2 separate regions of the Homo sapiens genome follow, and region 2 is linked to region 1. The links are chromatin loops, found by intact Hi-C in ENCODE. Cell type or tissue: endothelial cell of umbilical vein. All regions are shown on one strand. Each heading gives the region's core, and the rest is flanking DNA. Links, peaks and the distances in the headings are about the cores only.

What was found. Peaks named below come from ENCODE experiments on the same cell type or tissue, not always from the same donor. Only the 100,000 strongest peaks of a DNase experiment are listed, where the experiment ranks them.
Region 2: a loop joins it to region 1, with 2.7 times the contacts of the local background. A loop is called at or near these places in 26 of 110 quality-filtered maps.

The regions. Positions count from the first base shown.
Region 1 is chr20:37,513,762-37,523,492 of GRCh38, reverse strand. BLCAP (BLCAP apoptosis inducing factor) reads left to right here. Exons shown (of 2, transcript NM_006698.4): 2 at 4,143-6,076. The coding sequence starts at 4,319. The coding sequence ends at 4,582. NNAT (neuronatin) reads right to left here and starts at 2,243. Exons shown (of 3, transcript NM_005386.4): 1 at 2,090-2,243; 2 at 1,055-1,135; 3 at 1-826. The coding sequence starts at 2,161. The coding sequence ends at 734. RefSeq lists enhancers at 3,171-4,034, 4,035-4,898. In endothelial cell of umbilical vein, for the core only: no CTCF peak of the experiment used is centred there; DNase peaks (open chromatin) are centred at 1,022 and 4,472; H3K4me3 peaks cover 671 bases; H3K27ac peaks cover 1,371 bases.
Region 2 is chr20:37,406,939-37,416,669 of GRCh38, reverse strand. No RefSeq gene overlaps it. Among named protein-coding and RNA genes, the nearest start is that of SRC, 66 kb to the right of the region's middle. RefSeq lists enhancers at 3,647-4,155, 4,156-4,665, 8,423-9,342. In endothelial cell of umbilical vein, for the core only: no CTCF peak of the experiment used is centred there; a DNase peak (open chromatin) is centred at 4,409; H3K27me3 peaks cover 993 bases.

The sequences.
Region 1 (9,731 bases), core at 491-8,490:
GGAAAAGCAAGATCAGTGAGGGGCAAGGGGGGTTCAGAGAAAGTGTTTTAGTAAAGGTGGGATTCATTTACTTTTACTGCTTGAATAGTTCCAAATCAAGTGACACATTATTTTGGAGTAGGGTGGGCTTGGGAGGCAGTGAGGAGGAAAGGGGAATCGAGAGAGCAAATGCAGCGAGGCTGGAATGCAAGTGCCCTGGGCAAGGGACAGCGAGAGGGCCCCACTGTATTTCTTAACCACCCTCCTTCCTCAACTGTGCCCTCCAGTCCCGCCACACAGGCACGCGGTTGGTGCTGCACCAAGATTCAGGGCGTCGGCTGGCGATGTCAGAATGTCCATTCTGCTGGCTGGTGCGGTGTTTTGATTTCCATGGTGGGGCCTGCTGGCATGGCCCTGGCTTCGGGGCTGGGATGGTGCTGTCCCGACTTTGTCCAGATCAGAATGCGGTGCCTATGCCCAGATCTCAGGGGTCTGCTCCCCCTATCCCCCCTCCTCTCTCGACCCTGCCCCTTAGTGGGACCGGTGCAAAGGGGTTGGGAAGGGATCTGGTATCTTCGTCATTGTCGGTACTGCTTCTCCGGGGGTCTACTGGCCCCTCACTGACCTTGCCAAGTGCTCCTCTGGCGAGGGAACACAGGGGACCCCACATTCCTGCGCGGCACTGGCTCCCGTGCTGGCCGAGATGCACAGGAGCACCTGATGATACGGCCGCCCAGGGCTGGGAGCTGGGGCCTCAGTTGGGGGCTCGCTGCCTGCGCTCCCCCAACACCTGCCGCCCGGTCCGCGACACCGTGTATGCCAGCTTCTGCAGGGAGTACCTGAACACCTGCGACGAGAAACCCAGGACCCACCCTTAGTGGAGAGCACCCACAGCATGTCTGTGGTGCTGCCGTGCCCACCCCCGCCCCACCCCCTGCCCCGCCCGCCCATCCAGCGTAGGCTGGAGAGGCGGGCGCGGGCGCAGCTTGTCCACGAGTCAGGGCAGCTGGAGCTTTTCCAACTGTGCTGAGAGCTGCATGGCGGCAAGCTGATTGGACCCACAACTTAGGTATACCTCACTTCTCGCAATGGGCTGTGTCCCTGGAGGATTTCGAAAAGCGAATCCTACCCAGTAAATGCAGCATTCCAGGAACACCTTGAAGGAAATATGCGATTCCTTTGGCAAAGGATTCCTTTAGCAGGGAATTCTTCCTGCAAAGGGAGCTTTTAGGGTAAATGATTTTATGGGCAAAGCGCTTTCTTCTGATTTATCTCTTTTTACACCAAGCGCTTTTGCCTCTTTTTTATTTTTTTTATTATTATTTTTTTTTTTGTAAAGCAATTGTCCTTTTTTGGAAGTGCTTTTTTTCCCCTTCTATTTTTCTCTCGAGGGGCTTTTTCCTCTAATTTTTTTCTTTAAAGCGTTTTTGCCCGATCCATTTTTTTCCGTTAGCTCCCTTGTCTAATTTTTTTCTGCAGTGCGTTTTTAATCTAATGCATTTTTTTCTGCCAAGTGCTTTTCTCCGATTTATTTTTCCTGCAATGCGCGTTTTTCTGTTTTCCTGTGAACTACTTTTTCTCTAATTCGTTGTAGGGTTTTTTTTTTTTGCGAAGTAATTTTTATTTTTTCTGAGAAGTGCCTTTTTCTAACTTATTTTTTGTTCCACCCCCGCAAGCGCTATATGTTTTTTTAAATAAAATTTCTCCGCAATGCGCAATTTTTTAAGGTGGAAAATTTTCACTCTGCGAGCTGTAAAGTCTTTCAACACAGTAGTGCCCCGCCTCCCTCCTGGGGTCGAGTCCGGGTGTAGCGGGTTTTTCTTACCGCGTAGGTCGCTAAATGCCTGGGTGATCGTCCGCAGCGGTCGCCCGCCGCGCCCCGAGTCTTTGTTCCCTGGCAGGCGCGGGCGCACTAGGGAGGGTCAGCGCGAGGAGGACGGCGCAGGGAATGGGCAGGGGGCGCGCGGTGCCGGCAGCGGCACTTGGGCAGGCAAGGATCGCGGCAATCGGAATAGGACGGGTCCGGGAAGCGGCAATCGCGACGCAGTCTTGCGGGTTCTAGGGGCGCGAGTTGGGAACCCTCTCCCACCCGAAACCCCGTCAGACTTACCTGCAGCAGCACGCGGAAGATGTACCAGCCGATGATGAGCAGTTCAGCCGAGGCCGCCGCCACTGCCGCCATGGTTCCAAGAATGGTAGGTGGGTGGTCGAGAAAGAGGGTTTGCCGAGATCCGCTGGTCTCGGAGTCCGCTGTTGGGCGCACTGCCGCAGCCGCGGTGGCCGCGCCTTAAGTACCCGCCCGCCACCTAAGTGCGCATGCGCGCCTTGGGGGGTGTTTATGAGGAGGGGTGGCTGGGGGCGCTCCTCATTCGCCAGGAGAGGAAAAAAATAATCCATCTGCTCTTTCCATACCGACCCCCGCCTCCTGAGTTCCATCTTAGCCCCCTTCCAGAAGATTCCGCCGTGCTTGCTTTTGGATTTTGCTTTAAAATGGAGGGGTACCACGACTCTGGGTAGAGTACAGGGCGAGAATGGGGGTGCAGGTCTCTTAGTGTGGCGCCCTTCTCCCCAGTCCCTGGCCTGCAAATTTGAGCTCAGTCTCCGGTGCCACTCCAAAGCCTACCTTGGGGATGGATGGAAAACCGAAATTAGGGAGGGGTCATCTGCCCCATAGAGCAAAAAACGTGGTGCCCCTTTCAGAAGCTTTGGCATAATAGGCCCGTGCTCGGCGCTCTTTTCCTGATACTGAATGAGTTTTAAGCCCAGGTCCTCTGCTTCATGAGGGTGCCTGAGCGCGTAACCCGTCTGATTCTTTACATCTCTCTTACGGTAGCGAGGAGATGAGAATCTGCGGTGGAGGTCGCTACTGTAGGGAGCTGAGCCAGAGCACTGCGCTTTGGGCGCAAAAGCAGTAGTCACCCGGTATCTGTAGGAGGGATACAGGAAGGATTGGCGCCCTTCGTATGCACGGAAGGAATGAGCTCTACGGAGAAGTGGTTGGAATATGCTTGGGGATAGTTTTCTGCTGGACAGGTCGTTTCGACCTCAGTCTTCCGCTCCCCTCCCCCAAGCCCTGGTAGGTCGGCCTTAGCCAGTGGGGTTCTTTGTACCCGTTGCGCTGTGCGGCTGGATCACCGAACGGGGTTACGCTACCGCTACCGGAGGGTTGTGGCTACCGCAGCCCCGTTTCCAAGTGAGGCGGGTCCCTTTTAGACCGCCAGTCTTGTGGGTCCCTCGCACAGCGCGGATTTTCGGGCGGGAAGACCGGAATGCGGTTTGTGAGTGTGGTCCCCGCGCACCGGTAGCCAGCCGAAAGCACCTCTTTCCAGCAAGCTGCCTGGCCCAGGGACCAACTGGCATTTGCCCCTATGTGGATAGAAAATTAATTTTCATTAAAAGCTCCCAGAGGTCAGGTTCTATACAGTGCCAGCAGCAGATGGAGGTGTAATGATCCAAACGAGTTCAGTTTGGACAAAGTAGCATAGTGACTTTTTTTCTACATTGACTTTCGGAGAAGTTGGCAGATTCTGGCAAAGTGACGCTGGGCTGTTTGAAAAAGGCAAGCTTAGCCTAGGCTGCCATCTTAAAATATTTCGAGGCTGTAGCTGCCTCAGGATCCTTTGCCTGTGGTCTGGTGGCCGGCAGTGCCCCGCTAACAGCTTTAACTCTGCACTTAGTGCCTGAGCACCTATGGCTGTGAGAGATGCTAGATACAGAACCCTGTCCTTACCACGTGGGGGCACAGCAGGGAGCCCTTGGTCGTCCTTTGGCAACCACTGGGCGGTATTGTGAGGTCTGGGCCCCTTGAGGACGGGCTGCAGCCCCAGGAGGCGATACATGATCTCTGCTGGGCAGGGCCCAGGCAAAGCCAGCCCACTGTGTGAAACCGTGCCAAAGAGCCCTCTCCCCGATCCCCCAGGAGAAGCCCCGGGGAGACATCCCAGGAAGCTTCCCGAATTAGTGACTTGGAGAGGAGTAGAACTTTCACGGGTGGGCAGGGAGGAAAGGGCATTTCACATTTGCTGTTGTTAACCATGATCCATTTTCCCAAATAAGTATACATTCTGTTCCTGTTTTTTTTTTTTTTTTCTTTTTTTTTTTTTTTTTTTGTCTGTCTGTCTGTTCTTTGTCTGTTTGTCTGTTGTGTTGACTTTTCTCTTCAGGATCCCTGCTGCCTTGGTGATCCCGGGCTGACAGCCAGAGAGCACAGCGGCTCAGCTCCTGGAGAGTGAGGGTTGAAGAAAGCGGAGGGCAGCCGCCTGCGCCCGCTGGCTCCCATTAGGTCGGTTCCTGCAGCGGTGCCCGGCAGCCTTGGTGAAGGCCCTGCCCGGCAGAGATCATGTATTGCCTCCAGTGGCTGCTGCCCGTCCTCCTCATCCCCAAGCCCCTCAACCCCGCCCTGTGGTTCAGCCACTCCATGTTCATGGGCTTCTACCTGCTCAGCTTCCTCCTGGAACGGAAGCCTTGCACAATTTGTGCCTTGGTTTTCCTGGCAGCCCTGTTCCTTATCTGCTATAGCTGCTGGGGAAACTGTTTCCTGTACCACTGCTCCGATTCCCCGCTTCCAGAATCGGCGCATGATCCCGGCGTTGTGGGCACCTAACGGCCTGCCCTGTTAGCTTTCCAAGGAAGCAGAAGACGGGAGGGGAGGCATTGACATAGGTCATAAAGCATTGGAGTTTCAAATCCCGCAGCCTCGCGGGTGTCACATTCCTGACGGCGCCTTTTTGGCCTGTGATGTTTTATCCTTACAATGTGAATAATGGCACTGACCGGTGCTTTTATTGTAAAGTCCTATAGTCGTGGGTGGTCTTGTGGTTGTGTGTGTTCTGTCCCCATCTAGGTCCTGGCTGGCCGCATGACCACCCCTCTCGCCTCATTACTGTGAGGAGTCTGGGTCCATCCTGGTCAGCTGCCCCAATGTGACCTGGGGCAGATAAAATGCCAGTCTCATTGTCACCTCTGTGACCCCTCCTTGTCAGGGTCTCCTTCCTTCCCAGAATGTTACTGACTCCTCAGTCCCTCTTCTGGTTTCCCTTTATTTCTCTTCTACCCTTTTCCTTTTTTGGGGAGTACCTGTCCAAGACAGGGCTCATTTTTGCACTTATCTCGAATTTGAAGAGATTGCTGACGCCCGAGAGCCTCGCTTTTTCATCCTTCTTTCCTTGTTCAGCAGGCTAGACAGAAACATGTCTTGACTGTTAGTTGTCCACAAATCTTCAGTATTTTCTCCACTTCATTTTTAAGAAAGGAAGCAACAGATAGATGTTGCTCTTTCACCTGGGTGTCTGGGCTCAAGCTTTCCCGCCCAGCCTCACTTCCTTTGCCCTTCCTCCTGCCTTTCTCAACTGTCCCAAGGAGGGGGCCTCATTGTGTCTCCCGTGCATGCTCTGCAGCATTGAAGTATGGTGTGTTCACGTAGTTCTAGCAGTCCCCAGCTGAGTGAGTGGGAGAGTACCTGTGTGTTTCGTAACGGCCTTGATCCCCTTGATAGATGTTTGGATATTTTTTGGTGTGCCCTGTGTGTGTGTGTGTACAAATACATGTGTATATTCCTTTTAAAGAAGCTTTATCGAACGTGGTCTGATTTTGAGGTTTAGCAATAGCTAGCTATATATGGTAGGTGCCGCTACAGTTTTTATTTAGCATGGGGATTGCAGAGTGACCAGCACACTGGACTCCGAGGTGGTTCAGACAAGACAGAGGGGAGCAGTGGCCATCATCCTCCCGCCAGGAGCTTCTTCGTTCCTGCGCATATAGACTGTACATTATGAAGAATACCCAGGAAGACTTTGTGACTGTCACTTGCTGCTTTTTCTGCGCTTCAGTAACAAGTGTTGGCAAACGAGACTTTCTCCTGGCCCCTGCCTGCTGGAGATCAGCATGCCTGTCCTTTCAGTCTGATCCATCCATCTCTCTCTTGCCTGAGGGGAAAGAGAGATGGGCCAGGCAGAGAACAGAACTGGAGGCAGTCCATCTAGGGAATGGGACTGTGAGGCCATACTTGTGAAACGTCTGGACTGCTATTCTAGAGCTTTTATTTGGTGTGTTCGTTGCACAGCTGTTTGAAATGTTTAATAAAGCTTTATAAACTTTACTTTGTGGTTTTATGTGGCTGCAGTCCATTTGGGTCGTGGTGTTGGATTTCGGAGTTGGTGGGGGGCAGGGGGAAGCATGGAGGGGCTGAGTCTTTGGCGCCAGAGTACCTTAGCCTGAAAATTTGATCTGCTTTCTGGAGAGCAGATGGTGGGGATGGGGGAGGGGGAGCAGGGGGCAGGACAGGCGGTGAACAGGAGGGAGTCTGAAAGTTTTCAGAGATGAGACATTTGCGTTTCTCAGCTCCCATGGCTTCTTGCCTGAAATTGTTTCCCTCCATAGGAGATTTGAGTAACCGATCCCTTGACAAACAACTTAAGACAGCTGGAGCTCTAATCATCAAGGATTTTTATGGTGCTGCTTTTGAAGTAAAAATAGTGAAACCCCTTATGGCATTTCAAGTGGAAAAATAAATAAGACTGGCTGTCCAACCAGCCGGATGTAAGGTGATGGCTGGAAGTGCCGAGAGTGGTGTGGTTCCATGTTGTAGGTATGCACGTGCTCCCATGGCCATGACCTTTGAGACAGTGTAGGCTAGTTTGTCAGGTCCTGTGCTGAGTATTCACCTCTGAATCTCCTTCTTCTAGAAAGCATGGTAGGAATACTGCCTGTCCAAGGCACAGGGCTGTCGTGAGGTTTTATTGAGTCACAGTCGTGAAGGGCTTTGGTAATTTCATAGAAGATCACCTGTTCTACCTAGGCTTTAAATTTGTTGCTATAAAATTGAGTATGGTTTTCTCCTGTTCACTTAAGTCTCCCCATTGTCACTTTATTCCTTTTTTCATTCAAAACTTGCCAAAGATTTGTCTATTTTAGAGGTATTTTCAAAGAACCAAACTTTTATCGATCATATCTGCTGGGTAATTTTCTTACCTGATTCTTTTATGCTTTTATCTCTGAATTCTTCTTTTCTGTGTTTCTGGATAGATTTCGTGGTTCTGCAAAGTCTTGACAAGCTGAGGAGTCATACCTGGAAAGGATGGTTTGTTCAACAAACATTGAGACCCTGTACTAGGCTTGCTGGGGATTTCAGGGGCAAGACTCAGACCTGACTCTTCAGGAGCTCATGATTGTAGCCTAGTGGGAAGACTTAACAAAATAGACAATTGCAAATTCCAAAAACAAAACAAACAAAAAAAAGGCTTTTGTGTCCCTACTCTCCTGTGGCGACACCTGGATGATAAATGAAGCCAAGATTATTGCTTATTTTGCTCTCCCTCGGAAAGCAGCTTTCTGTTTTAGGTCAAGCCCGCTTAAGAGTCACAAACAGGCCTCCCTCTGAAAGATTTGTGGCCCTTTCCAGCAGGGAGCCTGCAGCCCACCCCTTCCCAAAGTGACTGCCAAATCAGCATTCTGTCACCCCACAGTGCTTCCTACCTTGCCAGGCAACCACCCCCTCTTCCTGAACTGCCTTTTAGGAAAATGAAAAGTAGATACCTTTTCTGGAAAAGAGTAGGGGCAGCAGGCCTTAGAAAAACACACAATTACATTGGTCACTGTGGCTCAGTGTGAAACGGTTGCCCACATGGTACCTAGTGACCACAAGACACCATAAGGCCTAGGTCTGGGCTTCTTTAGGAACTGGTTCTTACCCTGCTGTGGGCCCCAGTTTCCAGAGAGGTAAAATGTGGTCTTTGGAGCAGACAGTTTTTCTAGTCCTAATATCCTGGGAGTTCTTTCTCCCAAGATCTAGGGTCTTCCTGGACCCATTTGAGGATGTTAGCTGGGCTCTGAGTAGGTGGCAGTGCACTTTCAGGATGGCATGGGCTTTATGCTTTAGTCAGTGTACCATGTGAGCCCAGGTATTTCCTCTGTCAGGAAGCTTCCCTGGATTTCTTCTCCCTGGGGATCTACTTGACTGGAGCGTTTCACTCAGCCTTCTGTTGAGTGCTACTGCTAGTGTTACGCAGACTTCCCCTTCTGTAGCGACTGAGTTCATGGGCTCCTCTTGTCTCCCAAGGGGGCCTGCATTGTCAGTCATTTGGCTGGTATTTGGCAGAATCCCATGCAGGAATAGGCCTTGAGACTACAGGGTGGACAGTTCCTGCCATTAGGGAGCCCTCCAGGCTAATGGGAAAGGGCACAACATTGAGCAGATAATGCCAGCGATACACAACCGTGGACTGTGTCAGCTGCTAGAAGAGAAGGTCTAAGAGGGGACCCAATGTAGGCCTGGAAGGATTGACTTTCAGGTGGAGACCTGAAGAACAAATATAAAGGTTTGAGCAGTGAAGTAATGAATGAGATGTTATTATTATTTTACCATCTAATCAAGCATCTCTGCTTACAGATAAAGAGACTGGGATGAAAGTAAAATGAAGGACCACCACTATCTGGCTGCCCTAGAATCAGAACCCAAAAAGGCTTTTTGGGATAAAGAGGTCAGTCTATCTAAAGCTAGCAAATTGTTGGGAGATACTAAGGAAATCTAAAGCTGAAATGCTATTGGCAGGCCCCTAAACTCAGCCCTAAGAACTCTTCATTTCCATCCAACTGGGAACCATCACAAACGAGGATCTGATGGGAGTTGGGGAGTAACCCAGTCAGAACAGCCTTTGAGATGGGATTCTGTCGGCAAGAAACAGGACAGCATTTGAGTGGTGACAGTAGCAGGGCCATGGAGAAGGCTACTGGCTTCTCTAGATGACTGGGAATGGGGAGAAGTAGACATAAGGAGTGAGTGTGGGTGAGGCAGGGACACAGGAGAAAAGGTAGGCTGGGGAGAAGGAAGCAGTGAAAGATGATAGAAGGAAAGCCAACTCCTATTGAATAGCTGCAGGAAAGGAGGCCAGAGAAGGGCTGTCACCTGTGTCCATTTGGTGGGCAGAGCCAGAACCCTGTCTTCTACCATCCAATGCAAAGTTCACTCCCCAACGCACCAAAATGTGTGAAAGGGCCACTGTTCTGAAAAGAGGAATGACTGAAGAAGTGCTCTCCCTGATGGAAGATGGTCCTGCCTAGGGAGCTTGGCCTGTCTCAGCCCAGCAACCCTCCCTCCCCAGTATCTTCCTGAAAGTCCCAGGAAGAACACAGTTTGATCTGCCAGGCTTCAAGGGGAGAATGAAGTATGTTGAGAAAAACTTCTATTGTTAGGCAGGCTTGAGGTGAAGAAGAGAACCTGCCTAAGCAGCAACTGAAGGCTTCAGACAGAAGCCTTGGGTCTCCCTTTGGGATCCTGGAAAAGGGACTCAGAGGCTGGGCAGAGATAGACTTTAAGGACTGAAGAACCTTGATGCAAGGCTTGAGAGAGTCCCAGCGCTTACGCCCTGCCTTTGTGACTATACCTCACCTGTCTCATAGAGAACACACCACCACTACAGCATCGGCCCCAAGGCACAGTCTCCGTAAATGTTATTTCCTCTGTTTTATGGCTCCCTGCCACTGGCCTTTACTAAGCTCCAGCCTGTTAGGGATGTGATCTGATCCCCCAGCTCTCCCTCTCATTCATTCATTTGAGGAGCATTTGCCAGGCTCTTTTCCAAGCTCTGAGAAGCTGGTGCAGAATGACTGTGCCCTCCTTGAGGAGCTCAGATCAGCAGGAGGGAGGGCAGAGTCATTCTTGTGGGTAGATAATACCATGTTATTAGGGCTTTAGTGGAGTTAGGTAGAGATTATTTGGGAGACCATATCTCAGTACCTCTGTGTGAAGTCCATTA
Region 2 (9,731 bases), core at 648-8,647, 110 kb after region 1:
GCTCCTGGAGGGAATCGGGGCTCTGGTGAGGACTGAGGAACATGTCAGGGCCCTGCCTGGCTCTGCCCAGCCCTGCCCCGTAGGAGTTTGTGGGTGCAGGGCTCAGGTACACCTTGAAAGTTCCAGACAAACTCACTCAGCAGCAGGAAGGCCACCAGAGGGGCGAGGGTGGGAGCTCCACGGCACAGACAGAGGCCTGACGCACGCGGGAAGGGGAAGAAAGCTCCAGAAAGGCTCAGAGGGAGAGAGAGAGGGGCTGGAGAGCTCGGAGCGGCGAGGCAAGGCTCCCTACACCGCCAGGGGCTCCCAGATGATGCACACACCAGGCCCACGCAGGGAGAGGGTCTCAGCTGCGCTCTGTGACGCAGGCCTCGTGCCAGGCAAGGCAGTGACAAGCAGATCCTGACAAAGCCTCCAGGAGGGGACTCAGGGAAGACGAGGGGGAGACGGACAGAGAGAGGGGAGTCGTGATGCCTCCAGAGCCCCCAGAGAGGGAAGGAAGGACACATGGATGGTATCACCCAGACAGACCCCTGCACTCAGGGAGTTCCCCCAACTCATCTCTGCACCCAGGCAGGACTGGCCAGCAGCCCCATACACCGAGACAGACACACAGACAGCCCCCTACAGACAGCTGCCATGCTGCAGGCCTCCCTCCACACCGGCAAAACCGGCCAGCCAGAAACCCACTCCAGGACACACAGACCACCACACACACACCCCAACACAAGAAACACACACACGCACAAATCAGACGCCAGGACTGCCCAACAGCAGAATGCACACACACACACATCTCTCACAGACACGAAGACAGAGGGACAGGCAGACCAGATACGCAGCGCTGACAGACAGAGACAGACAGACAGACGGGGACAGGCCCGCAGACCCTCCCTCAGACAGGCCGAAACACCCCACTGCAGTGGAAAGAGTTGGGTGGGACAACAGGAGGCAGGAGGAAAGAGAGGGGTTCACTAGAAGAGAGAAGTCACAGCTGAGGAGGAGCGTATGAGCCTACGGCCCGCGGCCCAGCACACTCCACTGGAGTCTCCCCACCAGACCAGGGACCAGGGCCGCGGATCTGCCTCCGTATCCCTAAGTCCGCCCCCTGTGGGTGCTGGGTCAGGGAGCATCTACCAAAGGCACGACCAAATTTGCCTGCTGTGAGCCAAGTGCAGGCCAGAGCACTGCACGGGCTGCTGCACTGCAGGAGGTGACAGGTGACAGAGACTCCAAGGAGGGGACTAGAGCACAGCCCAGGAGGGGACATGAATCCCAAGGCAAGGTGCTGGGGAAGGGACGGGGCGAGACCCATTGGGGGACCACATGGACCGGACGTGGGCGGGGAGGGGAAGCGGACCAGCCCAGGGTCTGAGCTGGGTGCTGCCAGGTAGTGGGCATATGAGGCGGGACACCCCAGGCTTTGGCAAAGAGGGGTGTGTGAGTCCATCGTGAGGTGCCCATGGAATGTCCGGAAGGTTGTATGCAGGGAGGGCTGGAACTCAGGGGATGGAGGTGGGGTGGTCCCTACAAAGGGGGAGCTGAGCCCCAGAGTGGGGACAGTCACCAGGCGTGGTGGGAAGGGAGAAGAGGACAAGGAACAACAGTATGTTAGAAGGCCAAGGCTCGGAGAAGGAGTCCTCTGGAAGCAGGGCAGGCTTAGGGGACCAATGTGTCTACAGTCAGATGCCAGAGAAGTTGAGGAAGATGAGGACAAGGTCATGTCTGCAGGGAGGTAGGCGAGGTGCTGGTGAGAGCCATGCGGGAGGTCAGGCACAAATCGCAGCTGGAGTGAGTGAGAAGGAGGTACGGACAGCAAGACAGCTCAGGATGTGGAGGGGAGGGATGGGGTAGGGGCTTGAAGGGGGCTGGGGGTTGCTCTGCAGCGGAAGAGATGGACCGTGATGAGTGGACAGGTCTGGGCTCGGCTCGGAGATCCTGGCTAGAGACCCCGATGTTGGCAGCTTATGTGTGGAGCAAAGGGAGTTGGCAGAAGGGAATGGGGGGATGCCAGGGGCAGGAGGAGGCGGCCAGAGCTGGCATGGAGACGGACAGGCCGGCACATGCCCAGGGTGAGAGCCAGCCTGCGCCCATCCCTCAGAGACAGCGAGGGGAGGAAGGAGGGGTGGAAGAGCCAGAGAGAGACACGGGGCTGGGCTACCCTGGAACAATCTCGATGGAGCCCCCAGGAGTGGGAGAGAAAGGGAGGAAGGCAGAGGTGGGGGAAGGAGAGCGAGGGGGGAGGTGGTGGGCAATCGGGGAGACGCGCGCACACACACACACACACACACACTCCTACAGGGACGCACAGAATAGAAGCAGAATTCAATAACAACTTGGAGAGGGAGCGGAGCGGGAGAGAGCAGGCAGGGAGGGTAGTAGGGGAGGGAGGTAGGCACACGCGGAGCCCGTCTTAGGAGGTGTTCAATAACCGCTGATGGAGCGCAGGAACAAAGACAAGGGGCTCCCAGAGGGAAGCAACAGCTGAGAAAGTTGCAGGATAGACAGACAGACAAAATGTCACGCATACACACAGTGAGAAACACCCCGAGCCTCAAGGGGCGGGTGGGAGGGAGCCTGCACTCGAGGGCCAGGACGGTCTGTTTCTTGCTCCGGGTGGTGGAGGCACAGGTGCAGACACATGTGAAATTCATCAAAGCTTTTCATTTCAGATTTGTGCATCTTACGATATGTAAGTTAGATCCCAATTCTTTGAAATGAGAGGAAGAGGATAAAAGGTGGAAGGAAAGGTGAATGCGTCAGACAGGGAGACAGGAACAGACACACACACACAGGTACCAGTGATGCCCAGGGAAGAACAAAACCCGACCAAGTCAGAGGAAAAAGGAAATAAAATGGAACCTGACCAGGAGAGAAAGACCGACTCCTAGACCCCCACATGGAAAAGGAGAGGCCCCTGGGAGACCTGAATTGGGGGTAGGGGATTTATAAGGCAGGAAGGAAATCGCCTTGAGCTAGAGGGGGGCATAAGAGAGTGGCAGGGGAATGGCCCGGCAGGGGTGACCTGCTGGAAGTGGAGTGAGGCTGCATGAGGCCCCCTGATGAGGGAAGGAGCCAAACAGGATGCCAAGCCCAACGGGCCTTGAAGGGTTTGGGGCCGGGTGATGGGTGTGGGGCCCAGGAGGCAGCTTTGTTCTCAGGTCCCGGTCCAGAACCCACAAGCGGGGAGGGATGGAGATGGAGAGGTGAAGAGGGTGGGCGCTGAAATGGCCCCGCAGGAGGGTGCAGGGGGGCGGGTGACAAGAGTGCAGGCCCAGGAAAGGGGTGGGGAGGTAGAAAAGGGCCCACAAATAACTCTTGGACAGACAGACAGATGGATAGATGGATGGATGGACAGAGCACCCTCTCTCATCTGCAGAGGGAAAGCAAAGCCTCAGAGATGATGCAGAAAGAGACAAGGAGAGGTTTAGGAGAAGTGGAGAGAGAGATGGATCCGGGCAGGTGTGCAAAGGTCAAGATGCAGCCAGAGAGAGCAAAGGGAAGAGGAGATCTGTCTCTCTGTCTCTCCCCCTACACCACACACACACGCGCGCGCGCGCACACACACACACACACCTGTGTGCACAACTCACAAGAGCTGTTCTGCATGTGTGGACCAAAGGAAAGTACAAAGGAAATTACCCCAGGGTGAGAGTGAAGGATTAGGTACAGTGGCAGAGATGATGCCCTGACAGCTTGTCACATACTGGTTCACGTGCACAGACCTCGCCCTGTGAACCCACACACATACAGCCAGGGCAGATTTCAGAGTGCCTTAGAGACTGGCGAGAACAGGTGGGAAGGAGGGAGAAGTGGAGACACACACACACACACACACAGCCCAGTACACAGGAGAGATGTAGAGGTGTTGATTGAACTGAGGGACAAGTGCAAGGGACTCAGAATGAACACAAAAGCCAAGCCCTGCAGAAAGGGGGCCAGGGAGGGGCTGCTGTGACCCTCCACACACACACACACACACACACACACACACACACATGCACATTCTCTCTCTCTCTCTCTCTCACACACACACACACACACACACAGGCGGGAGCAGCTGCTCCGAGACGAGTGTTTTGGGAAGAGCTGTGAAAGTGAAAGAAACAAACCCTCAGCCGATGGCAGCGACCCCAACGCTGGAGCAAGGGGAGGCAGCTGCTGCCCACGCCGGAATCCCACCAGCCTGCAGCCACGGTAGGCAAGAGCCTCGGGGAACAATGAGGAGCCAGACCTGTTAGCTGCACATACACATACTCACGCCTGGGAGGACCCTGTGAGTGTGTGTGTGTAGGGGGGCGCTTAGGAAATGAATGGGAGGTGGAGTCATGGCCAAAACTGTTGGAAAGAGAGCAAGAACACACACACACTCATTCATACACATTCACAAGACGCACACATACACACACTCACACACATAAACACACAGTCATGTACACACATACACACACACATGCACTCACACGCACACTCAGGTACATACACTCACATGCACACATATACACAATACATACACACTCACATACACATACACATGTACACTCACACAGGCACATACACTCACATGCACACTTACACACACACCCCACACACACACATACACGACTTTGCAGCCACTTCCTAACGGGAACAACTAATTAGTGCCTGAGTGGGCTAGGCTAAAACCAACAGGCAAAGATAGAAACAAAGAGACAAAGACTCAGACAACAGAGAAACAAAACAAAAGACAGAGGGAGAAAAACAGACACAGAAACGGAGCCAAAGACAGGAAAAGAGAGAGAGAAAAGGAGAAAGAGAACGACCCAGTGAGAGAAGTGTGCCCCGGCCACCAGGGCTGCCTCATGGGAATGGCTCAATCAGGATTTTACGAAGGAGCAAGTGAAAGGAAAGGAAAGGAAGGGGGGAAGGGAAGGGAAGGGAGGGGAGGGAAGGGAAGGGAAGGGAAGGTAAGGGAAGGGAAAAAGAAAGGAGGAGAGGCCTCGATGGGTGGGAGGGGCATCAGCACAGCCGTCGCTGGATGCAGGCAACCGCAAGGGACCGCAGGCCACGGCCACACCACACACAGGCCGTGCTGCACACACACTGTACCACATCCACACCACCCAAACCATGCAATACACAACCATGCAACACACGCATCACACACCACACACACCGCAGACCACACTCACACCTGGACTGTGGTAGAGAAGGTGTGGGGATTGGGGGGGACAAAGGGAGGGTGAGGAAGGGGGGACCCAGACCTGAGCATGCCACGTGCACACACACACTCATACACAGACACACTCACACACACAAATGCAGGAAGCCCAGAGAAAAGACAAAATGCCAGCAAAACCTCAGAGAGGAGAGGGAAGGAGACAGAAGGCAAATACAGGAGAGACAGGTGCCGGCTGTGCACTTGTCACCCTCTCTTGGTGTCTGTCTGTCTATATGTCGGCCTGGCCCTCTCTCTCACTCCCTCCCATACACACACACACACACACACACACACACACACACACACACCCTGCTGGGCAGGAGCAGCTGCTACATGGTGTTCTAGGAAGAACCAAGGGGGAGAGGGAAAACAACCACCACCCATAGCAGTGACCCCAATGCTGGAGCAAGGGGAGGCGGGCAGGCAAAGGGTCGGGAGCAGGGAGCATGGCCCACCCTGGAAAGCTCACAGCCTGCAGATCTGGGAGAGCAGGAGACCTGGGGAAAGATGAGGAACCAAGACCCCTGCTCCCTGGCAGACACGCCAACGCACAGACACAGGGACACACACAGGTGTTTGTTGCAGGAATGAATGAATGAATGAATGAGGGGACCCCGGAGAAAGAGACAAACCTGTTATGGTGAAAGAGATGAACATAAGCCAGGCACAGTGGCTCATGCCTGTGATTCCAGCACTTTAGGAGGCTGAGGTGGGCGGATCTCTTGAGCCCAGGAGTTCAAGACCAGCCTGAGCAACAGAGTGAGACCCTGTTTCTACTAAAAAAAAAAAAAAAATAGCCGGGCATGGTTGTGCACGCCTGTAGTCCCAGCTACTCAGGAGGCTGAGGTAGGAGGATCACTTGAGCCCAGGAGGTTGAGGCTGCAGTAAGCCGTGATTGCACCGCTGCATTCCAGCCTGGGAGACAGAGCAAGACCCTGTCTCAAAAAAAAAAACCAAACAAACAAACAAACACAGAGAGATGGACACAGAGATGAAGAGGGAGGATGTGGCGTGCGTGTGCATGCACACATGCACACACACATACACACACACGCATCGTCTTGCTTTAATGCACTAACACAAGGACAAACTGCAGAGGCAAAATGAAGAAGACAGACACAGAGAGGGTAGAAGGCGGGGAGCATACACAGCCTGCCCGGCATGGCATTCGCCCAGGCCTGGCAAGAGGAGGGGATCAGTGAATCTATAGCCCATGCACCATACTTTTGGGACCCCAAGAAAATGTTCCAATTTCTTTTAAAATCAGAAGAAAAACGAACTTTTAACTCAAAGAAAATGTCTCAGTATGTCCTATTAATATATTCGTGTTGATACCAGTGCTATCGTAACATGTAATTTTTAATTTTCTTTTCTAAGGAAAGGGCCAAGGTGTCTAGGCCCACGAAGGTCCAAATGGGACTCCAGCTGGGTGCCCAGCCTGCGATAAGACCAAGGCCAGGACAGATCTCACTGCAGGGAGTATCAGAGACAAGGGAACCCAGCAAAGGGGGTTATCAAGAGGGCTTCCCAGAGGAGGTGGGATTTGCAGGCTGAAGAAAGGAAAGATGTCGGCCAGGTACAATGGCTCATGCCTGTAATCCCAGCACTTTGGGAGGCTTAGGCGGGCAGATCATGAGGTCAAAAGATCAAGACCGTCCTGGCCAACCAACATGGTGAAACCCTGTCTCTACTAAAAATACAAAGATTAGCTGGGTATAGTGGCGCACTCCCGTAGTCCCAGCTACTCGGGAGGCTGAGGCAGGAGAATCGTATGAACCCGGGAGGCAGAGGTTGCAGTGAGCCAAGATTGCGCCACTGCACTCCAGCCCGGACAACAGAGTGAGACTCTGTCTCAAAAAAAAAAAAGAAAGGAAAGATGTCAGGCAGAGGCACCATGAGCAATGCCTGCATGGTGGGGATCAGGATGACACAGGTCAGCCTGTGCACAGGCAGGTGGGGGAGACACAGGGCTCTGAGTGGGGCCAGAAGTGGTAAGAGGAAATGAAAGCCCACAGCAGAGCGTTAAGTGAGAGAAGGCTGAGCCACCCAGGGCATGTGGCTCTGTGCCAGAGGTCCCCCTGCTGACGGAGTGGGAGTGGACAAGTGAGTTGAGTTTTCGGAGGTTGCAGGTAAGATGTCCAGGGATGGTTGCCAGGGAAATTGTCCAGGAGGCAAGCCTTGAGGCTGAGGCTGGACCAGGATGGGGAGTGAGGAGAAGAACACCCCCAGATGCCAAGTCCAGGAGCCTCTGGGACAGGGGAAGTGAGGTGAGCAAGAGATTCATGCACAGACACACATGTACACAGGTGCATACACGTACACAGATGCAAACACACACTGACACGGTGGCAAGAACAGGAGGGAGGGAGAAGGGGAAGTCAGGTGGGAGGCAGATGGACAGCCACAAAGGCACAGAGATCTGGATACATGGACACATGCACACGTGCCCACACACACAACCTGGGGGTGGAACAATCAAAGAAAGAGATGAGCATTTAATGAGACCACAGCAAGAGGCAGGCGGGAGGCAGAGGCTGACACACAGACGGACAGATGGACACGGCCCCAGGATCCCAGGAGACACGCTCCAAGGGCTGGGTGGGAAAAGCCCCAGAAAGGGGAGGGCTGCGGGGAGTGAGAATCGGGATGGACCTCACAGACGACAAACAGATGGACAAAAAGCTTCTCTCCCTGCCGCTCCCTCCCCGCCACCAACTCCAGCCCCTCTGTCTCCATCCCCTTTTCCTGTCTGTCCTGTCTGAATCTCTGAATCTCTGCCTGTCTCTTTTTCTCTCTATGAATCACAGCGTTTCAGAGCCTCTGAGAGAAAAATGGGAAAAGAAGACAGAGATGATAGAAAATGCAGAGTGTGCGTGTGTGTGTGTGTGTGTGCATGTGTATGCGCGCGTGTGTGTGTGTGTCTGTGCATGCGTGCACCCAGCATGAAGTCTGGTCTGGAGAATGTAACTAGGGAGGGAGGAAGAGAGGGGACGAGAGAAGCAGAGGATGAACAAAGAGACTTTCGAAGCTCATAGGAAAAAGCCTGGGAGGCAACAGCAGCAGGGACACGCATATGCCGCACACCCCTACACACACCACACACCACACACCACACACACCCTGCATGCACCCTGGAGACATGCCCCAGACTCCAGGCGGGAGGGGTGGAGCAGGGGGTGTGAAATATGGTTGGTTGGTTGGTTTGTGTTTTCCTGTATCTTTCCTATTTTGCCAGAAAGAATATATATTCTTTTTTTGTCATGGGGGAAACATTTTAGTTTTCTCAAAAAGAAAAAAATGCATGCAGAATTAAGAGTAAAACCAACTGAAGGCAGAAAGGAAAGGCTGAGGGGGCATGGAGCCCTGGGGTCTCATATCCCCGGGAGACACCTGGACACTACACAGGGCCGAAGGAGGGGACAGCGGGGCCAGGAGACTGTGGCCCAGCAGAGTGGATGACATCTCTCGCCTCTGCACTCCATCTCTGTGTGTCTATCTCTGTCTCCCTTACACACCGAGTCCAGCACAAGCCAACTGGACACAGGCCCAGAGTGAGGAAGTCCCAACCGGAGAAGGAGCCAGAGACAGGAGTGGGAGAGGCAGAGCGACTTTCCCGCCTGCCTTCCCTGAGCAGACATTACCAATGTGGCGGGACCTGGGATCACTAGGGAGAACGTCACCCAGTCCCTCAAGCGCTTGTTCTAGTGGGCGGGCTGACACGCTCTGCGGATTCCAGGGCGTCAGGGAGAGCTCCCAGGGCCGGTCTGTGGCCTCGGAGATGTGCTTTGCAGGATGAATAGGAGTTTGCCAGGTTGTAGAGAGGGAAGAAAGGGCATTCTCAGCGGTGAAAACAGCCTGGGCAAAGGCATGGAGGTGTGGGAGGGCCTGGGAAGAGTCAGAGATGTGAAGAGGTGGATGGGGAGAAAAATCTGAGAGGCAGAAAGGGAGGGTGGGGACTAGAGAAAGAGAGACAGCACCCAGGCAAAGAGGAAAAGAGACAGAAATTAGCAACAGTGAGACAGAGAGACACATAGAGAAAGAAAAGGAAAATCAGCCAGGCATAGTGACTCACACCTGTAATCCCTACACTTTGGGAGCCGGAGGGGGCAGATCACCTGAGCCCAGGAGTTCAAGACCAGTCTGGGCAACATAGCAACACCCCGTCTCTACAAAAAAAAAAAAAAAAAATTAGCCGGGCTATGAGGGCACACAGCTGTGGTTCCATCTACTCGGGAGGCTGAGGCAGGAGAATGGCTTGAGCCCAGGAGGTGGAGGTTGCAGTGAGTCACTGCACTCCAGACTAGGGGCAGAGCAAGACTCCATCTCAAAAAAAGGGAGGGAGGGAGGGGAAAGGGAAATAAAGAAAAAGAAAAGGAAAGAGAAAGAAAGAAAAAAGCAAGGAAGGCGGGGTGTGGGATTTTTAAAAACCTACATATTAGGTGCAACGTACGCTACTCGGATGACGAGTGTACTACAAAATTCACCCCTACATAATTTATCCAAGTAACCAAAAAACCACTTGTAACCCCAA